Linked DNA regions of Homo sapiens: region 1 is linked to region 2. Evidence: chromatin loops called from intact Hi-C (ENCODE). Cell type or tissue: CD4-positive, alpha-beta T cell. All regions are shown on one strand. Each heading gives the region's core, and the rest is flanking DNA. Links, peaks and the distances in the headings are about the cores only.

Region 1 (9,982 bases), core at 1,038-9,037, 520 kb after region 2:
GGAGAGATCCCATGACATGATTTGCACTCTTAGATCCAGTTATGCCTGATGCAGGACCCACCCCTTGGACTTCCCATTTCCAGGAGCTAAAACTAGACTGAGTTGAGTTTCTGTCACTGACAGTTGACAGAAAATATCAACAATCCAGCCACATGGAGCCTCATGGCAGTACCACTAACCCTGGTCACCACATGAATACTGACCAGAGGTAAGCATTATTCGTTTCTGCTTTGTTGGAGGAACATTTGAGAATCTATTTTGTGTTATGTAATCTTACTTTTTGCCTCCAATGTCTACTTGTTGCAATTGCATGCAATGAAGGAACACAAAATAGACTGAATAATAAATGGGTTTTATTTTAATTGAGCACCAAGGAGTTAATATCAAGCCACAAAACTTTAGACGTTAACTTGCTTTGCTAATCATTTTTGATGACAATATTTTGAAAGAATTTAGTTCACATATGTGCTTGCAAATAAGGTGTAATCTTGCAAGATATTCAAGATTGCTCTGTCACTGGGGGTGAATGAAAAAGGTTTCTCTGTATCACTGGACATTTGAAAGAATGTATAAAAAGTGCAGGATGACTCCTTACTGGAATATAATGTTTCCAACTTTGCTATTCTAAAGTTCAAAGCCAATCTGACTCTTGATCCTTGAGTATGTGTTTTTTCTCCTCTCCAGAGGCTTTGAAGATCCCTTTGTCTCTGATGTTCTGAAGTTTCACAATCGTGTGTGTTGGCATGAGTCTTTCCCCATTCTTGTTCTGAGTGGATCCTTACACTCTGAAAATTGATTTCTTGCAGAACTATTTATTGATGGCCTACTGTGTGTCTGGTTCTATTCTACGCAATGATCAAACATACAAAATCCTTGCCATGCAGGATTTCACATTATAGGCAGGTATTGGACATTCTGCAGTGATCCAATAGGTTCCTTATTTTTTTTCTCTTCAATTTCCACTTTCTTGTCTTTTTTTTCTTCTTTCTAAAAGAGTCTTCAATTTCATCTTCCAATTCCTTTATTAAAGTTTTTGCTCCTGCTATATGTTCAATTTCCAAGGGCTCTGTATTATTTCATAAGTGCGTATCTTCTCTTATCTCTCTGAAGACGTCTTTAACAGTTTTATTATTTATTTATTTTACTTCTTGCATTATCTCAATACCTCTACATTTTGTTGTCCTGTTTATTTGTTTTGGTCTCTGTTTTTTAATGATAAAAACTTTCTTTCTCACTTGTATGTAGGGGGCTACAGAACTAAGAATGTACTGACAGCTCTGTCTGAGACTATGGGACTTGTGAATTGAGCTTCATTTGTAAGGTGATTGGGCGAAACTTAAATTTCACTGAGGTTTTCCTCCCTCCATATTGTCTTATCTATAGTTAGTTGCTAGTGTTTACACATGATGTTCTAGCCTCAAGGTGGATTTACTCTAAAATTTATTTTACTCAAGCTTGACATAGAATGTTTTAAATTTTTGTTTGTTTGTTTTTTGAGACTGAGTATCTGTCATCCAGGCTGGAGGGCAGTGGCGCAATCTTGGCTCACTGCAACCTCTGCCTCCTGGATTCAAGCAATTCCCTTGCCTCAGCCTCCCAAACAGCTGGGATTACAGGCACCCACCACCATGCCTGGCTAATTATTTTTGTATTTTTAGCAGAGACGGAGTTTTGCCATGTTGGCCAGGCTGGACTTGAACTCCTGACCTCAGGTGATCTGCCCACCTTGGCCTCCCAAAGTGCTGGGACTGCAGACGTGAGCCACTGCACCCAGACTTTAAATTTTTATTCTACATAATAAAATCAAATTACAGAGCAGCTGCCTGGTACGATTTGTATAAAACAACTTATATTTGGGCCGGGCACGGTGGCTCACACCTGTAATCTTGGCACTTTGGGTGGCTGAGGTGGTTGGATCACTTGAAGTCAGGAGTTTGAGACCAGCCTGGTCAACATGGCAAAACCCCATCTCTACTAAAAATACAAAAATTAGCCAGGCATGGTGGTGCACGCCTGTAATCCCAGCTACTTGGAAGGCTGAGGCAGGAGAATTGCTGGAACCCAGGAGGCGGAGGTTGCAATGAGCTGAGATAGTACCAGTGCACTCCAGCCTGGGCAACAGAGCAAGACTCTGTCTTGAAAAAACAAACAAACAAAAAACAAAAACCGCTTATATTTGGAGAGTAAAAAAAAACCACAAAACAAAACAAAAAACAAGACTTTATTGCAGAGCTGCCCAACAGGTATGCCACAAGCGAGTTATAAATGTCCTGAGGTATGGACCCCTTCCCTCGGGTCAATAAGGTGAAAGTACATGTGTAACAACCAGCTCTCCAGGAAAAAAAGGCTTGATTTGTAGCATTTGTTAATTTCATCTTACTTTTTAGAGATAGAGTCTTACTATGTTGCCCAGGCTGGCCTCAAACTCCTGGGCTCAAGTGATCCTCCTGCCTCAGCCTCCCAAAGCGCTGGGATTATAGACGTGAGCCGTTGGGCCCAGCTTGTATTCGATAATTGTTTTATTTCCGTGGTGTAAGTACTCCTACCATGGACAATTTCAGACTACCAGCAAGCTGTCATTAAGTGCAAATTGGGGAAGATATATACACATTTGGCTCTTGGGATCTGGTAGGAGCTGGCTCGAGCACATTTCTGAACACTTTAAACTCTTGGGAGTTCTGGTGGATGTCTCAGGTGCGCAGTGCCTGCCCTGGGTTATTGCCTTCTGCTGAGAGCAGTCTTGTCAATTTACCCCAATGTGCTGTTCAACTACTATCATTCATATATATATATTCTTCTCATGACATGAGAAAGGCTGGGAAGCCCTGCTCCATCGGATTTTTGTTTTTTGTTTTTTGTTTTTGAGACAGAGTCTCGCTCTGTCACCCAGGCTGGAGTGTAGTGGCACAATCTTGGCTCACTGCAACCTCCATCTCCTGGGTTCAAGTGATTCTCCTGCCTCAGCCTCCCAAGTAGCTGGGATTACAGGCATGTGCCACCACGCTTGGCTAATTTTTGTATTTTTAGTAGAGACAGGGTTTTGCCATGTTGGCCTTGCTCGTCTCAAACTCCTGACCTCAGGTGATCAGTCTGCCTCAACCTCCCAAAGTACTGGGATTACAGGCATGAGCCACCGCACCTGGCCGGATTTGTTTATTTCTAAAATATTGTGTGTTTGTATCTGTCTCCACACATGCAACTCAATTCACTAAAATATATTAATATTTTCTTATAAGTGTATAGATGATATTACTTTTGTGGCCATACAAGAAGTTTCTTGAAGTTCGAAAAACAATTCATACAGAATATTCGACAACCCTGTTTTTCTGGATAAAACTTGAAACCGTGGAGAAACAAAACACTATCCTACCCTCAGAGAGCACACAGTCTAGGAAAAATGATTCCATTTGAAATAACTCAAATACATTTTAAGCTCAGTAGGTTTATTAATATTAGGCAACAATAAACGATGCTTAATATTCTTCATTTTATCCTTTAAAAATTTTGGCATTTCTATTTATCGTTATTAAATAATATACATTAAAAATTGGAGAGGGAAAATGTCTTTTAACCTCACTGAATAAAAGAAAATAATTGAAACTTTAATTTTCATTTTAAAAGTAATTACATGCAGTGATAGCCTAATTTTGATGGCATGGTAGTTAACAGACAGCTGCTTTTATTTTAAATGGAATTGCATTTTTAACAGAAACTACTCTCAGTGTTTGCTTTCATCTTCTGAATAGGAAAGCCAATTTGAGGGTTGAATATTTGGTGAGTTTGATGGAGCCAATTAAGATAATTCAGGTCAATAAAAAAATAATTTAATATGTTTCTCACTTAGCTGACTCATAAAGTTGACAATAACTCCTATCTACAATAGCTATACCAAAAAAGTCCACGATAAATTCAGCCTTCTTCTTAAAGGAAAAGCAGAATACTGTAAATTTTATTCAGAACTTATATTTTTAAACTTCATTAATTGTACACAATAAATTGAAGTGACGATATTTATATAATATAGATTTCAAGATTATCTTCTCAGCACGTATGAAGATTTATTATGATGTTTTCATTATAGCTATGCACCTACTTACATTAAAAATTAATGTATCACAGCAGTGTCTTTCAGGCAGTAGTTAAAATAAAGAGAAATTCTCCACTAGATAGGATAAATACTAACAAGAGGTTGCTGCAAACCCCAAAGTGCAATTTTTTTTTTTTTGAGATGGAGTCTTCCTCTGTTGCCCAGGCTGGAGTGAAGTGGCGTGATCTCGGCTCACTGCAACCTCTGCCTCCCAGGTTCAAGTGATTCTCCTGCCTCAACCTCCCAAGTAGCTGGGACTACAGGTGCACACCACCACGCCCGGCTAGTTTGTATTTTTAGTAGAGAAAGGGTTTCACCATGTTGGCCAGGATGGTCTCGATCTCTTGACCTCGTGATCCACCTGCCTCAGCCTCCCAAAGTGCTGGGATTACAGGCATGAGCCAATGCACCCGGCCTGATGATTGGGTGTCTTAATTTTTACCTGGGAGGCTAGAGTCACTCGTGTGACTACATCAGGGTGGCTATTTGGTTATTTTCGTGATTGTTTAATGTCTTTGTCTGTGTTCATGTTCAGATTGAGTAAGTTGCAATCTTGTTATTGTCTTGTTCCACCATGGTTACGGAGGGACCTTGTCTGATTATTGTTGTTATTCTGTGAAAACTGCTTATCTTGCGTGAGGGAACGCTAGATAGCCGCCAGCTGCAGGCTGTCAGGGTCATCCTGTTGTGTATCACATTCTCAACCCGCTATTAAGCTTGGACTCTGACATGTGCTTGTTTCCACATAGGACTTTACGAAACCCAGGTCACAACGTGTGACCAAGAGTTGGGAAGAGGGATAGTCCCCCTGTTTCTGTAGAGTTTCCATGCAATGACTGAGAGTTTGCTGCTTCAGGAATGCTCTGGGCCTGATGGCAGCATCCTCTTCAGGGCTGGGGTCGGGGGTGAGAGGGAGCTGCTGCCCTCCAGTGGCTGTCTAGGAAATTACATCAGTGACTCTTCCCCCAAATCATGCTTAGATTTTCTGGGAACTTCCCCGAACGTGGCAAGGCAGAGCAGAAGGAAAGAAGATTCGCCTGGGAGTAAAAGCCAGCAACTTTTGGGTATTACTGTTAATATGGCCCCATGAGTACTCTCAACTTGGTGAAGCCTGGAAAAATGGAGATTATGTGACTTGTAGGTTTTTGATAATTATATATTGTGTTGCTTTTATAATCAAAGAAGGTATCTGTTGAAGATAGAAGAATAAGAACTTAAATATTTGTGGCCAGGCACGGAGGCCCATGCCTGTAATCCCAGCACTTCTGGAGTCCAAGGTGGGAGGATCGCTTGAGGCTGGGAGTTTCAGACCAGCCTGGGCAACAAAGCAAAACCCCACCTCTAAGGAAATTCTTTTTTAAAAATTAGATGGACATGGTGGTGCATATCTGTAGTCCTAGCTACTTGGTAGGCTGAGGCAGAAGGATCTCTTAAACCCAGGAGTTCAAGGCTGTAGTGAGCTATGATCATACCACGGGACTTCAGCCTGGATGACCGAGCAAGACCTTGTCTCTCTATAAAAGGACCATGCAACTTAGAAATACAGCATAATTAAAGATAAGAGGGTTAGAAAAGTTTTTACTATCAAGGGTTACATAAATAAAGATTAAAATTTCACTTAAGTTGGAGAGGATGCTGAGAAATTGGAATCATTGTGCATTGCTGATGGGAATGTAAAAATGTGAAGCTGCTGTGGAAAACTATGTCAGTTCCTCAAAAAATTAAACACAGGATTATCATATGATCCAGCAATTTCACTTCTAGGTATATGGCCAAAAAAATTGGGAGCAGGGATTCAAACCGACATCTATGTTCATGGAGGCATTATTCACTGTAGCCAAAAAGTGGAAATAATCAAAATGTCCATCGACAGATGAATGGATAAATAAAATGTGGTATATCTATCTATTCAATGGAATATTATTCTGCCTTTTCAGAGGAAGAAAATTCTGGTACTTACTACAACATGGATGAGTCTTGAAGACATTATGCTAAGTGAAATAAGCATAAGCAAAAGGACAAATAGTGTATGATTCCATTTATATGCGCTACCTAGCACGGTCGAATTCATAGAGACAGGAAGTAGAATGGTGGCTGTCAAGGGATGGGGAGGGGAGAATAGGGAGTTACTGATTAATGGGTATGGAGTTTCTATTTGGGAAAATGAAGGAAGTTCTGGAGATGGGTGGTGGTGACGGTTGCACAACAATGTAAGTGCACTTAATAACGCTGAAGTGTATACTTACAAATGATTAATATAGTAAATTGTATGTTTTGTATATTTTGCCACAATTAAAAAAACAAAAACAAAAAAACCCTGATTCTGAGCCCTAAGCCAAACCAATTGAGTTGGGGAGAACAAAGGGGGAACAAGGGGTCAGGGTCTGAGTGCAGGCTTTTTAAAAAACTTCTCAGCCAGGCACGGTGGCTCACGCCTGTAATCCCCGAATTTTGGGAGGCAGAAGTGGGTGAATCACCTGAGGTTAGGAGTTCAAGACCAGCCTGACTAACATGGAGAAACCCCATCTCTACTAAAAATACAAAATTAGCCAGGCGTGGTGGCACATGCCTGTAATCCCAGCTACTCAGGAGGCTGAGGCAGGAGAATTGCTTGAATCTCGGAGGTGGAGTTTGCAGTGAGCTGAGACTATGCCATTGCACTCCAGCCTGGGCAACAAGAGCAAGACTCTGTCTCAAAAAAAAAAAAAAAAAAAAAAAAAAAAAGCTTCTCAGGTAATCCTCCCATGCGTAACGAAAGTAGAGTACCCCTGACCCAGATGATGTCTAAGATCCTGTTTTGCTTCAGCCGTCCATGATTCCAAGTAAAATGACCCGACAAGACTGCCAACATTTTGCCCCAGTTTCATAAATACAAGTAGCAGCTTCCTTTGACAAATTGTCTGAATCCAAATTGCTAATGAACGTACACTGCTTTTTTAAAGCTATTTTTTCTGCATATTAATTTTACTTATTTTCCTAAAATGAATTGATCTTTTCCACAAAGTTTCATTTGACAGATGTACAAGTTTCCACTCAAATAAGACTTTTATATGCAACAACAGATTCTAACATAAGTTGTTCTTATAGAGAGAGGATACTGTATGTCTACATTCAGCAAGATGTTTCTTTGCCAAAGCTAATCTGTTTTGAAGCCTGGCATTTCTGTTTTACTTGTCACAAATATCCAAATATGTTTTTTACCCAAGGCTTTAGAGTAATACTTTAGAATAATTTTTTCTCAATAAATTATTGTAAAATAATTGATTAGTAAGCATTAAAAGTACTGAGAAAGTTTTCAATAATGAACATTTGAAGTGACATAACGGAAGAAAAACATGGGTTATTTTTCCAGAAGTTTAATTGTTTTATAAAATAGTTGTTTTGAAATATTTCATCGTCCTGATGCAATAATCACAGAATGTTGAGAAAGTCTACAAAATCAGGGCTAAGTCAAATTAAAGATGAAATGGAAAATATTTTTAAATGTTTCATACTAAAATGAGAGAAATGATGCATGTGAAATAAAAAGTAATAGCTTTCCATTCTAGGAGATTTTTTAAATGTACATAACATATGCATCTTTTTTTTTTTTTTTTGAGACGGAGTCTCGGTCTGTCGCCAAGGCTGGAGTGCAGTGACGCGATCTTGGCTCACTGCAACCTGCACCTCCCGGGTTCAAGCAATTCCCTGCCTCAGCCTCCCGAGTAGCTGGGATTACAGGTGCCCGCCACCACGCCCGGCTAATTTTTTGTATTTTTAGTAGAGGCAGGGTTTCACCATCTTGGCCAGGCTGGTCTTGAACTCCTGACCTCGTGATCCACCCACCTCGGCCTCCCAAAGTGCTGGGATTACAGGCATTAGCCACCGCGCCCGGCCAACATATACATCTTCTAATGAGTTTCTTTTCATTTACTAATGAGTTTTGAGTAAAAATTATTCTTAGCAAAACAAGCTTAATTGAATTCAAGCTTCTAGAAGTCAATATTTAAAAATTTTTGCCTTTCTCTGTTAAAATTCTGACTTGAAAATTTCACTTTAAAACACATAAGTTCTCAGTGAACGATGTGGCTTAAATGTGCTTTATCCCGATGATAGCTATGGAATTATTGAATCAATTTGCACTAACAAAGGAGCATATTTTTGTGCTTTTCAACCACATCAGCTACTGGATTCAAACAAGGCATTTTTCTTGAAATCAGTTCAGAGCAGTCAAAAGTCCTGATAATGAAATGTATGATTTAGCTGCTTCCTGTCCTAGAAGAAAAAAAAAGTATGGTTTCAAAGAATAAACATAGTATTCTCTCTCTCAATCTCTCTTCCAAAAAAAATTTATTGGACATTTATGTGCCTTTGCTCACTCCTACGTGTACAAAAAGAATATATCACATTCTTTGCCTTCAAAGAGCTCACAATGAAATGGAGGAAGTAGACAAATAAACATATAATATGCAACGATGAGCATAAACAAATAAATACATAATACGCGTATGCAATATGTTTAGATGCTCACGGTATTTCAGAAGCACAGAAGAGAGGTACCTATACTGGGAAGAGAGAAAGAGAAGGAGGCAGAGAAGGCTTCCCTGGAGCAGGGCGCATCTGAGCATGTACTATTTCTTTGAATGAATATAGAGAGTTTCTTATAATTTGTGATTAAAAAGCATCAAAATATACTTTTTTTTTTTTTTTTTGGAGATGGAGTCTTGCTCTGTCGCCCAGGCTGGAGTGCAGTGGTGCGATCTCAGTTCACTGCAACTTCTGCCTCCTAGTTTCAAGCAATTCTCCTGCCTCAGCCTCCTGAGTAGCTGGGATTACAGGTATGCGCCACCCTGCTCGGCTAATTTTTGTATTTTTAGTAGAGACGGGGTTTCACCATGTTGGTCAGGCTGGTCTCAACCTCCTGACCTTGTGATCCGCCTGCCTCGGCCTCCCAAAGTGCTGGGATTACAGGCCTGAGCCACCTTGCCCAGCCAACATACTTTTAATGTATTTTGGGGTTTCACTATTTTACATCTAAACATTAAGCTCTGGTTTTGTATAGAAAGCATTTAGTCTTACAAAAACAAAGTAGAATGTCCTCTTTGGTTTGATCAGAAAAGGTCTCAAGAAGGCAATGACAGCTGCTCCAGTCTTTCTCAGCCATTCGCTGTGAGGCCCACCTCTCTATCTGGGCTCTCTCATTTTGATTCCCTTCACTAAAATTACCACCTCTGTTCCCAGCAGTGTGGCCAATGCCCTTTTGCTGAGAACCAGAGAAACAAGCCTCTCATTCCTCCATGATACTCCACTGAGTCTTGTCTAAGGAAAATTTAAAAGGAATTAATTTCAGTAAATAGGCCAAGCACAGTGGCTCATGCCTGTAATCCCAGCACTTTGGAACACTGAGGAGGGCAGATCGCTTGAGCCCAGGAGTACAAGACCAGCCTGGGCAACATGGTGAAATCCTGTCTCTACAAAAAATACAAAAATTAGCCAGGCATGGTGGTGCACACCTGTGGTCCTAGCTACTCAGGAGGCTGAGGTGGGAGGATCTCTTGATACCAGGAGGTTGAGGCTGCACCACTGCACTCCGGCCTAGGTGACAGAGAGACCCTGTCTCAAAAAAAAAAAATTTCAGTAAATATAAATATAACAATATATTATAGTATACAATATATAAATATTATATACTAATGTATAAATATATAAAATATGATATGATAATATATAAAATAGAAATAAGAACCAAGGCAGTCTAAAAAGCATCTCCATCAATCTATATTTCTTCACATGGCATTCCAGGATTTTCATAGCCTGGCCCTCACTTTCTCTCCAGCCTTATCCCTTGCTATTTCTCTTTGTATATTTTGACTTCCACAGTGTCTGATTGCTCTCAGTGTCCTAAATAGGTCAATG
Region 2 (9,982 bases), core at 1,012-9,011:
CTGACATGTTGGCTGCTCAGAAACTGCTCTCTGGGCAGTGATTGGGGAACAGGGTATTCAAGTTCACTAAAGGCTCAATTTTCCATTGATAGAATATCAGTGTCCACAGAATTAAGACTGCAAGCACAGCAAAGACACCCATATTGAATGTTCCCTTAAATTGCTTTTATTTGGAGACAATTCTGAACATGAAGTGTTATAGAGGGCCCAGGAAACTAAGTTGAGCCCACCTGACCCTGTGATGAATCTTGGAACTTCCGTCTCTTGAATACATTCTTAGTAGTAGCTTCTTGGCATTTTCAAAAAAGGAAAAAAAAAATATGGCATAGACAGCTTATTACTGTGATTCTTTGAGTTTTCTCAGGTGAGTTTTTTGATAAAATATTTGTGAAGTGGCCTCATGGTTTCATTTGATGATTCACTCTTATCCTTTCCTTATCTTGAATAAAATCCCATTCATTTTCTTTTTAAAACTTCAGCTTCTGTAAAGGTTTCCAGATCCTGATGTGGATGTTAATGTTCATGTGCAGGAAAACAATGAAGGCATAGCACCTCTAGAAACTTCAGAAGGCAGTGGTACCTGCTGTGTCCCAACAGTATGCTGATTCTCTTCTCTGCAGCATTGTGGGTGTACATACACTAAAGGACAGAAGCTCCTCATATGCCTGGGCACGTGCCTCCATAAAGCTGCTGTGGGGAAAGGAAGCCACTGACAATAAAGACAACTTAAGCTGATGAAAATCAGCACACAGCTCCACTGGTTCAGATTTCTAATGCAGAATGCCAGATTCTAAATTATCTTTTGACACTTAAAAATTGGGAGGAAGAGTCATCCAGGCACAGATGGCTAGGGCCCTTGTCCATTAGACTACAGCATTATGAGACGTTGCTTATCTTACTCTTTGAACCTTTTCTGTGACGAGTAAAAAACAAACAAACAAACAAAACATTAATTCCTATCCCCTTCCAGAACTCAAGAAAAGCGCCTCTTCTGAGGTTGGGTGCCATGGCTCATATCTGTAATCCCAATAGGCCAAGGCGGGAGGATCACTTGAGCCCTAGGAATTCTAGACCAACCTGGGCAATATAGGGAGACGGTCTCTACAAAAAAAAAAAAATTAAAAATTAGCTGGGTGTGGAAGTGCGCACCTATAGTCCCAGCTACTCAGGAGGCTGAGGTGGAGGATTGCTTGAGCTCTGGAGGTCAAGGCTGCAGTGAGCTGTGATCGCACCACTGCACTCCAGCCAGGGCAACAGAGTAAGACCTTCTCTCTAAACAACAAAAAAGGAAACCTCCTATGGAGCACCAATGCAAAGGTGTCCTTGATTTTGGTATTTGTGCTTGAATACAGACCATGAGCAAAAGCCTCACCATCTTTCCAGCATAAGAGCTAAGTAAATCAAATACTCTGGTTCATTCAGCCTTTGCTGCATTGATGTAGTGCAGTGGTTAAGAGCTTGGGCTTAAATCCTGGCTGTGCAGCTTTCTACCTGTGAAAGTTGCTTAACCCTTCTGTGCCTTATTTTATTCATCTGTAAAATGGGGATAAAAGTGCCTATTTCATAAGGATATTATAATGACTAAAATAGATAATACATAGAAAGTTCTTAGAACAGCTTCTGGCATTCAATAAATGTCAGGTATTTATTTCCTTGAATTTTCAGAGCAGCAGGCAGAAATACTGTCAACACATCATGAGCCTTTGTGATGGCAGTTAAACAGCTGGAATCTTGTAGGTCAGGTGCTAGCTGGCATGCCTCGGGAACCTGGATCAGAAAGATAAGCAGTGAGGAAGAGGCGCTGCTGCAGGACCTCTCTATCCTACTAGGAACAGCCCTCTGTCTAGCCCCCATGGGTCCCTCCCAGGAAAGAGAAGGGACTAGAAGTGGGAGAGGCCACACAAACTGAACAGGGAAGTAGGGGAGTAGGTCTTGGTTCTGCCTCATGACCCATCTCTGCGAGCCAGTCTTCAGGAATCACATCTCCAGCTTGCACACGCTCAGGAATTACTCCTGGTTTTAAAGGGCAACTCCTCTACTTAATGACTACACCCTTGGGCAGTCACTTGACCACTTATCTGTAAAGGGATACCAGTATCTCACACAGTTGTTCAGGAGTAGCTCCCATAATGTAAAGCACCTGGCTCGGAGCCTGGCATAGAGAGAGGGGCTCAGTGACAGATGGTGCCTCTTGTTACACTTTTCCTAGGTCTTCTCCCGGGGCTAGCATTTCTCTGCTTCTCATTGGAGTAAGATCCCTAGAGTGGGATATTGGAGAATGTCTGTCTGGTTCTAGTACACACCTTGAGTCCTCAAGCCTAGGCTGAAGGCATCCTCAGCTCCAGGAACATGGACATTATATTAGGGGTGGGGCCAAAGTCTTGGAAAATGAGCACTCATTCAATTACCATTTCCTTCCAACACACCCGAGCACCACAACACCGTAGCCCGCAGCCGTGGCTCACTGGACTCATCGGGGAGGAACGCGGTGGTGGTGCAGCCTCTCTCCAGGCATACTGCGTGAAAAAGCCCCTCCTTGAGAATGATTGCTTTACAGTCTCCACCATGACCAACCAGGATTTGCTGTAGGAATGCAGGAAAGTCCTATTAATAAAATGCAATCACATTAGTGGGTCAAATAAGAAAATACAAATGGTCATCTTTATGGATGCTGGAAGAGTGACGAAATGCAGTATCCTTTTCTGATCAAAATTATTTTTAAAAAAGAATTCAAAAAGATAATTCATTAGCATAATGAAATATACCTATCTTAATAGGGACTTCCCTAAAACTCAGAACCAAGACAAGCAAGAATGATATCACCAATATTACCTAATACTGTACAAGAAATTTTAATGGCCAATGTGATTCAATAAACCAAAAATCAAAATTTTCAAAGTTTTTTTTCAAAAAGAGGTTCCAAATTATCATTATTTGCAGAAAACCAGTCTGAGTGATTGGATTCACAAATCCTTGTGTGCAGAAAACCAAGAAAGTAATAAAACCAAAATTCAGAAAGTAATTAAACCAATATTCAGAAAGTAAAAAAACCAATAAAAGTTCTGTAAGGCAGCTGGTTACAAAGTAAACATGCCAAATCAGTAGCTCTTCTATATATCAGCAATAACCAATTTGATTTTTAATAAAAATTTTAATAATAAAAATACCTGAGAATAAATTTAACCAAGCTTATGCAAGGATTCTGAGGAAAAAAAATAAAAACTTTTACCAGTGGTCATAAAAGAAGATTTTTTTAAATGAGAAGATATATCATTACTAGACTGAAGGACTCAATCTATTAAAAGGCTACTTTCCTCCAAATCTATACATTTCATAAAATTCCCATCAAAATTAGAATTTTTTAAAGGACAAAATGATGTTTTTTTTCGAGACAGAATCTCACTCTGTCACCCAGGCTGGAGTGCAGTCATATTATCTTGGCTCACTGCAACTTCTGCTCATGGGTTCAAGCAATTCTTGTGCCTCAGCCTCCCAAGTAGCTGGGATTACAGGTGTGTGCCACCACACCTGGCTAATTTAAGGACAAAATGATTCTAAAGGTCATCTGGAAAAGTGAATAAAAAAATTCAAGCCAGGAATCAGGCTTACAGCTACCACACTGTGGAGGGAAAGAGAAATTTCTCCCCCAATTAGTGTGCATTTTTCAACCTTTAAAAATCCATGCTTTTGTTTTTTAAATAAAAATTCTTCTCCCATTCTCATTCCAGTCATACTCCGTCCTGTCTTTCCCACTGAATGTTACTATGAATCCTGGACCACAGGCATGGAGCAGCTAGCTCTGAAAACAAGGTGGTAGCAGGAAGATCAGGGAAGGAAAAGAGAACTCTAAACACCACCAAAGTGGCAGTAAGTCTGCCATTTTATTCCCCCTCTGGGGTCTCCTGGCCTGGACTCAAAGATGAACCAAAACCTGGAATTGCATACCAGATGCAGATAGAAAGAGCTCTGAGCCTCTGTTTCTGACCTTAGGAGAGAGGTAAGCACCCCTATAGGTCAGCAAAAGCGGGGAAATCCTGTGTTTGCTGTCTCTTTTCTCCCCACACCAGCCCCTAGGCAATCTCACTGCAGCAGTGGCAGCCAGGCAGGTGCCTAGAACTTCAAGGGAAGGAAACTCATCTCTCTGCCAGAGGAAGAATGGTCCCAACAGCAAGGGAGTCATGCCCATGGCTTTTTTCTCTTTACACAACCTTCCATGCTTGGCCGTGGAGGCAGACAGTCACAGAAACTGTAGGGCAGAGCAGTACAGTTAAAACCCTGACTTTCTAGCCAGAGGACCGGAAAGAGGGACCCCTGAGACTGTAAAGTGTTGAGATTTCAGAGAGGAGGGAACGCAAGAAGGCAATACCCTAAAGTTGTATGTGAACTCCTGGGCTCATGCCCAGGCATTCCATGTGTGGATCTGAACAAAGGCTTTGAGAACTGAACGGTGGGACAAGGCACTGTCCAGTCTCGTACCCGCCACTGGGTGGCGCACACACGGGGCGGATCTGAACAGCGCGGCAAAGGCTCTGAAGCTTAATTGATATTGAACCACAACCCGCAGGAGGCAGGTGGGAACTTGTGACTGAACCTAACCAGGACGATTGCCTGCCAAAGCAAAAACACAGGATTCCAACATGGCCCAGATTCTCATAACACAAAATTAGAATGTTCAGGATACCGTCCATAACTACTTGACCTGTAGAGAACAGAGAGAACCTTAATTTCCTGAAGACACTCCTGGGCTCAAGGGAATCTTCCCACCTCAGCCTCCCGAGTAGCTGGGATTACAGGTGCGTGCCACCACACCCGGCTAATTTTGTATTTTTAGTAGCGACCGGGTTTCTCCATGTTGGTCAGGCTGGTTTCTACATTTCACGTGAAGCACTAAATATATAACCTAAATAGACTATGAAAACCTAGGTGTTTTGTAATCCCTAAAGCAACTACATTTTCAACTTACACAAAAAGATATGGTTAAAAAAATCAGTGAATTAAAATGGAATTCCAAAAAATTCAAATAATCCAAAGGAAGGCAGGAAAAGTCAAAACAGGAATGAAAAACACAGGGAAAAATAGAGAACAAATAGAAAACACAATAAAATATTAAATGTAAATCCAAACATACCAACGATTATATTAAATTTAAAAAGTTGAAATATGCTAATAAAAAGATAGATTGTTGAATGTAAAAAACTAACAAACAAAAAACCCAACACTCAACTATATGTGTCTAAGAAACTCATTTTAAGTAAATAGTATAGATTAAAAATGAAAGGACAAAAAAGAAAGATATATCATACAAATACTAATCAAAAGAAATCTGGAGTAATTACATACCATCAGACAAAACAGACTTCAGAGCAAGGAAATTTACCAAGGATACAGAGGGACATTACATAATGATAACAAGGTCAATTTTCAAAGAAAACATTAACAATCCTAAGCATCTATGTACCTAACAACAGAGCTTCAAAATCCATGAGGCAAAACCTGACAGAACTGAAAAGAGAAATGGCAAATCAGCAATTACAGTTGGACACCCCAACCTGCCTTTCTCAGTAATCCCTAGAACAAATAGATCACATTCTGGATCATAAAACAACAATTTTTTTTCTTTTTTAGACAAGGTCTTGCTCTGCTGCTCAGGCTGGAGTACAGTAGAGCAATCTCAGCTCACTGCAGCCCAACTTCACGGGCTCAAACGATCCTCCCACTTCAGCCTCCCGAGTAGCTGGGACCACACGCTTGTGCCACCACACCTGAGTAATTTTTGTATTTTTGGTAGAGATGGGGTTTCGCCATGTTCCCCAGGCTGGTCTCGAACTCCTGACCTTAAATGATCCATCCGCCTTGGCCTCCCAAAAGTGCTGGGATTACAGGCATGAGCCACCACTCCAAGCCCATAAAACAAACCTTAACAAATTTAAAAGAACAGAAATAATACAAAGCAAGGTCTCTGAGCATAATGGAATTAAACCAGAGATCGATAACTGACAAAAATCTCTAAATAGTTGGAAATTAAATAATATACTTCTAAGTAATCCATGGGTCAAAGGAGGTAGTCTCAAAGGAAATGAGGATATTAGAAAATACTTAAAACTGAACAAAAACAAAAATACAATAAATCAAAATGTGTAGATGCAGCTAAAGAAGAGCTCAGATGGAAATTTATAGCATTTGATGCTTATTTTAGAAAAGAAGGAAGGCTCGAGTCAACAATCTAAACCTCAGCTTTAATAAACTAAAGAAAAAAAAGGGCAAAATAAACCTAAAACAAGCAGAAGGAAGGAAGTTTTGGTAAGTTAAAGAAGCCACTCTCAAAAGGTTACATATTGTATGAACACATGACATTATGGAAAAGGCAAAGCTACAGGGACAAAAAACATCGGTTGGTGGCCAGGGATTGGGGTGAGGCAAGGATGCCACGACAGGGAGCATGAAGCAGATTTGTGGGAGTGATCAAACTGTTCGGAACCTTGATTGGGGTGGGGCAACAAAACTCATAGGGCAGTATACCCCCAAATAGCCTTTTTATTAAAATGATAATCTCTCACTGTTTGGAATCCTGATTGGGGTGGGGTTACAAAACTCATGGAGCGGTATACTCACAAACAGTCTTTTTATTAAAATAATAATCTCTCTCTCACTCTCTCTCTCTCTCTCTCGATCTCTCACACATACACACATGCACGCACACAATGTTTCTCACCATGCAGGCTGTGTCTGTTCACCACTGCCAACAGTATGCCAGGTATAATAAGACTAAATATGTTTTTTTGTTGAATTAAAGCCATTCATTCAAAATGAATCACTGGTACCCAAAAGATGGGGTCTAACTTATGTTTAATTATAATGGGAATAAGTAGCACTTATTGACTGCTTTTTAATTTGCCAAGTACTGCCAAAGATTGAGATGCATTATTCAAATGCATTTATAACTCTTAGATCATTCTGTTCTTTATAATGGCATATTTCGTAGCCATTTCTATTTCTTGAAATTTCAAGTCTTTTGGTTTTTTTGATTCTTTTGGCAAACTTTCTTAAAAGTACAAGAGCCCAAGTTGCACAGGTAAATAATAGCAATGTAGCGGAATGACCACCAGATGGAGACAGAGAACACAAAGTTATTCAGACGCAAGGTTTTTGCCAGAGTTGTTTCCCAGGCTCAGGAGGCACAACACCTGGATATGAGGTTGCTCCCATTAGGACGCTGGTTCTCAAACCTGGCTGCTCATTAAAATCACCTGGGGACATTTACACTACTGATGAACAGCCCCCTTCACCCCACCCCTGAGTTTTGTGGTCTGGAGTACGGTCTTGCCACTGAGAGTTTTAAAAGCTGCACAAGTGATTCTAGTTGCAGACAAGTTTGAGAACCACTACTTTCAAACATGCAACAGTGGAGGGTCTCGAGCTGGTGTGTTTCAGAATCATCTGGGGAATTCGTGAAAAACAGAGACTCAGGCTGTTGTAGCCTTCATTCTTTTGAGAAGCAGTGTATTCTGAAATGATGACATGCTAAACTTAACAATAGTTAAAAAAAATAATCAGTACTGAATCTGATACAAGGCCAGGTGTGGTGGCTCACACCTGTAATCCCAGCACTTCGGGAGGCCAAGGTGGGAGGATCGCTTGAAGCCAGGAGTTCAAGACCAGCCTGGTCAACATAGCAAGATCCCATCTCCACAAAAGAAAAATTAAAAAATTAGCTGGGCATGGTGGCACATGCCTGTAGTCCCAGCTACTCGGAAGGCTGAGACGGGAGGATGGCTTGAGTCCAGGAGGTCAAGGCTGCAGTGAGCTGAGATTATGCCACTGCACCGAGCGTGGGTGACAGAGTGAGACCCTGTCTCAATAAACAGATAAATCAGATACAGTCTCATACTAGATTCTTTTCCAAACTGGGACAGCGGGTTTCCTCTCCAGAGAAGTATAGGCCACACATGCTGGCAGGTGCTGGAAGAGTTTCTAAAGCCGTGTTTGGTTGTTCCATTTTGGGATGTTAAGAAAAAGGCCACTCAGCCCGGTGGATTCCCAGCCTTCATGTAGTCTACTCCCCAAATTTGTTTTCACTCTCTTTTATCAAAGTGTTTAAATTATTTTATTTATTTTAATTTTTAATCTGATTTTTTTTTTTGTAGAGATGGGGGACTCGCTATGTTGCCCAGGCTTGTCTCAAACTCCTGGTCTCAAGCCATCCTCCTGCTTTAGCCTCCCAAATTGCTGGGATGACAGGTGTGAGGCACTGTGCCCAGACTAAATTATTGTAATATTACAGCTATTATGGATTCGGTTTCTAAATAACATTTGTTGTTTTTCCATATCATAAAAGTAATGAATCTCCATTGTGGAACATTTGGAAAAAACAAAACAAGACACACATGTAAGAAAAAATGACCTATTCTCCTGCCACATGGAGATAATCACAGTTATTTTGATATGTTTCATTATAGATTTTTTCATGATATGTGTACGTATGTATGGGTATACACTCTTAAGTGTGTGCTTACACGTGCTCCAAATGTGTGTGTGTGCACATGTGCACAATCCAATCTACATCGTGGGGAATCTACAAAGTTGTGGTCACAGTGTAGAGCCAGCCCCACAGGCCTCCCCAGAGACAAGGCCCTGGACTGCCCCCAAGTCCTCCCGAAAGGGACATCTGTGGTGGTGGTAGGGCCAGGATGCCATGAGCAACCACCTGGAGGCCCCGAGTACTCAGCGTGAACCAGGTAGTGGAAGGGAAGGGGAAGGGCAGAGTGAGAACCAGGAGGAATGCTTGCTTTTCTTTCCAAGCACAAGGGACCACTTTCTCCACTGCAGCTGACCTGATGCTTATGCCGGGAAGGAGGAGGGGCAGACTCCGTCCTCCAGGTCCCTCAGGAGGGGAGAAAGGGACCAAAGTGGGAGACTTGGGTCTGAGGTCTGAACTTGACCCTGCACCCGCATCGGTTTCTCTGGGTGGGGGTTGGGGAGGGAGCAGGCAGCCGAGGGCCCTCACCCACTGCAGGGTCTTGTGGATCACGAGTGATCCTGTAGTAAGTGAGGGTTTTGTTCACGTGGTTCAGAGTGTTACGGAGAGCTTTTGTTCTAAGCTTATTTGCCTGGAGAAAGGAAAAAATGATCTTATTAGCACCAAAGGGTGTGGTAGACAGAACGATGGCCCCCAGAGATGGCCACGTCCTAATCTCCGAAGCTGTGAATATGTTATTGACGTGGCCATGGGGAACTGAGGCTGCAGATGGGGTTAAGGTTGTTAATTAGCTGACTAATTAGGGAGATTATCCTAGACTGTCTGGGTGGCCCAATGTGGTCACAGGGTTCTTAAAAGCAGAAGAAAGGACAGAGAAGAGAAGAGTGAGATGTCACCAAGGAAGAAGGCCAGGGAGATGCAACCAGGCCGGCTGTGAAGGTGGAGGAATGGGCCACCAGCCAAGGAGGGCGGGCGGCCTCTAGAAGCTGGAAAGAGCCAGGAAATGGGTGGAATCCCCAGGCTCCAGAAGAAACGCAGCCCTGCCGACACCTTGACATTAGCCCAGGGAGACCACTGTCAGACTTCTAACCTGCAGAGCGGTGAGATAGTAAGTGTGTTGCTCTAAGCCTCTAAGTTTGTGGTCATTTGCTGCAGCAGCCATAGGAGGCTCATCCAAGGAGGATCCCAGCTCCAGCCCCTGGTGCCCTGGGGTGGGTTCTGCAGGACACCTGGTGTGGAACTGGAGTCTCCTTCCCAGGGCATGCCCTGCCTTTGCGGACTGTCCCCTCTGCCTGGAACCCATCCTGGCCTCAGGCATGCTCGTGCAGTGGCCTCTCTGAGCGGGAGTATTGCCACCACTCCTTCCTCCTGTGCCAGCGACTCTGAGCTCCGTGTCTGACTCAGTCTGATGCCCGCCACCCCGGCCTAGGTTTGGAGGTCAGGCAGCCCGGGGTTTCAATTCCAGCTCTGTGGCAGCGTCAGGTTCCCCACCGTGCAAAGGACACA

The links. A loop is a pair of places that touch in the nucleus more often than their neighbours do. Peaks named below come from ENCODE experiments on the same cell type or tissue, not always from the same donor. Only the 100,000 strongest peaks of a DNase experiment are listed, where the experiment ranks them.
Region 1: it touches region 2 in a loop (4-fold over the local background); 7 of 110 quality-filtered maps call a loop at or near these places.

Annotation. Positions count from the first base shown.
Region 1 is chr17:59,516,706-59,526,687 of GRCh38, reverse strand. LINC01476 (long intergenic non-protein coding RNA 1476) reads left to right here. Exons shown (of 3, transcript NR_110813.1): 1 at 1-208. Among named protein-coding and RNA genes, the nearest start is that of LINC01476, 5.2 kb to the left of the region's middle. In CD4-positive, alpha-beta T cell, for the core only: CTCF peaks have their summits at 4,810 and 5,022 (motif pointing left); DNase peaks (open chromatin) are centred at 5,027 and 6,527.
Region 2 is chr17:60,031,779-60,041,760 of GRCh38, reverse strand. It overlaps HEATR6 (HEAT repeat containing 6), which reads left to right. Exons shown (of 20, transcript NM_022070.5): 20 at 1-753. Among named protein-coding and RNA genes, the nearest start is that of MIR4737, 6.3 kb to the left of the region's middle. RefSeq lists enhancers at 1,599-1,893, 4,611-4,740. In CD4-positive, alpha-beta T cell, for the core only: CTCF peaks have their summits at 4,278 and 4,480 (motif pointing right); a DNase peak (open chromatin) is centred at 4,500.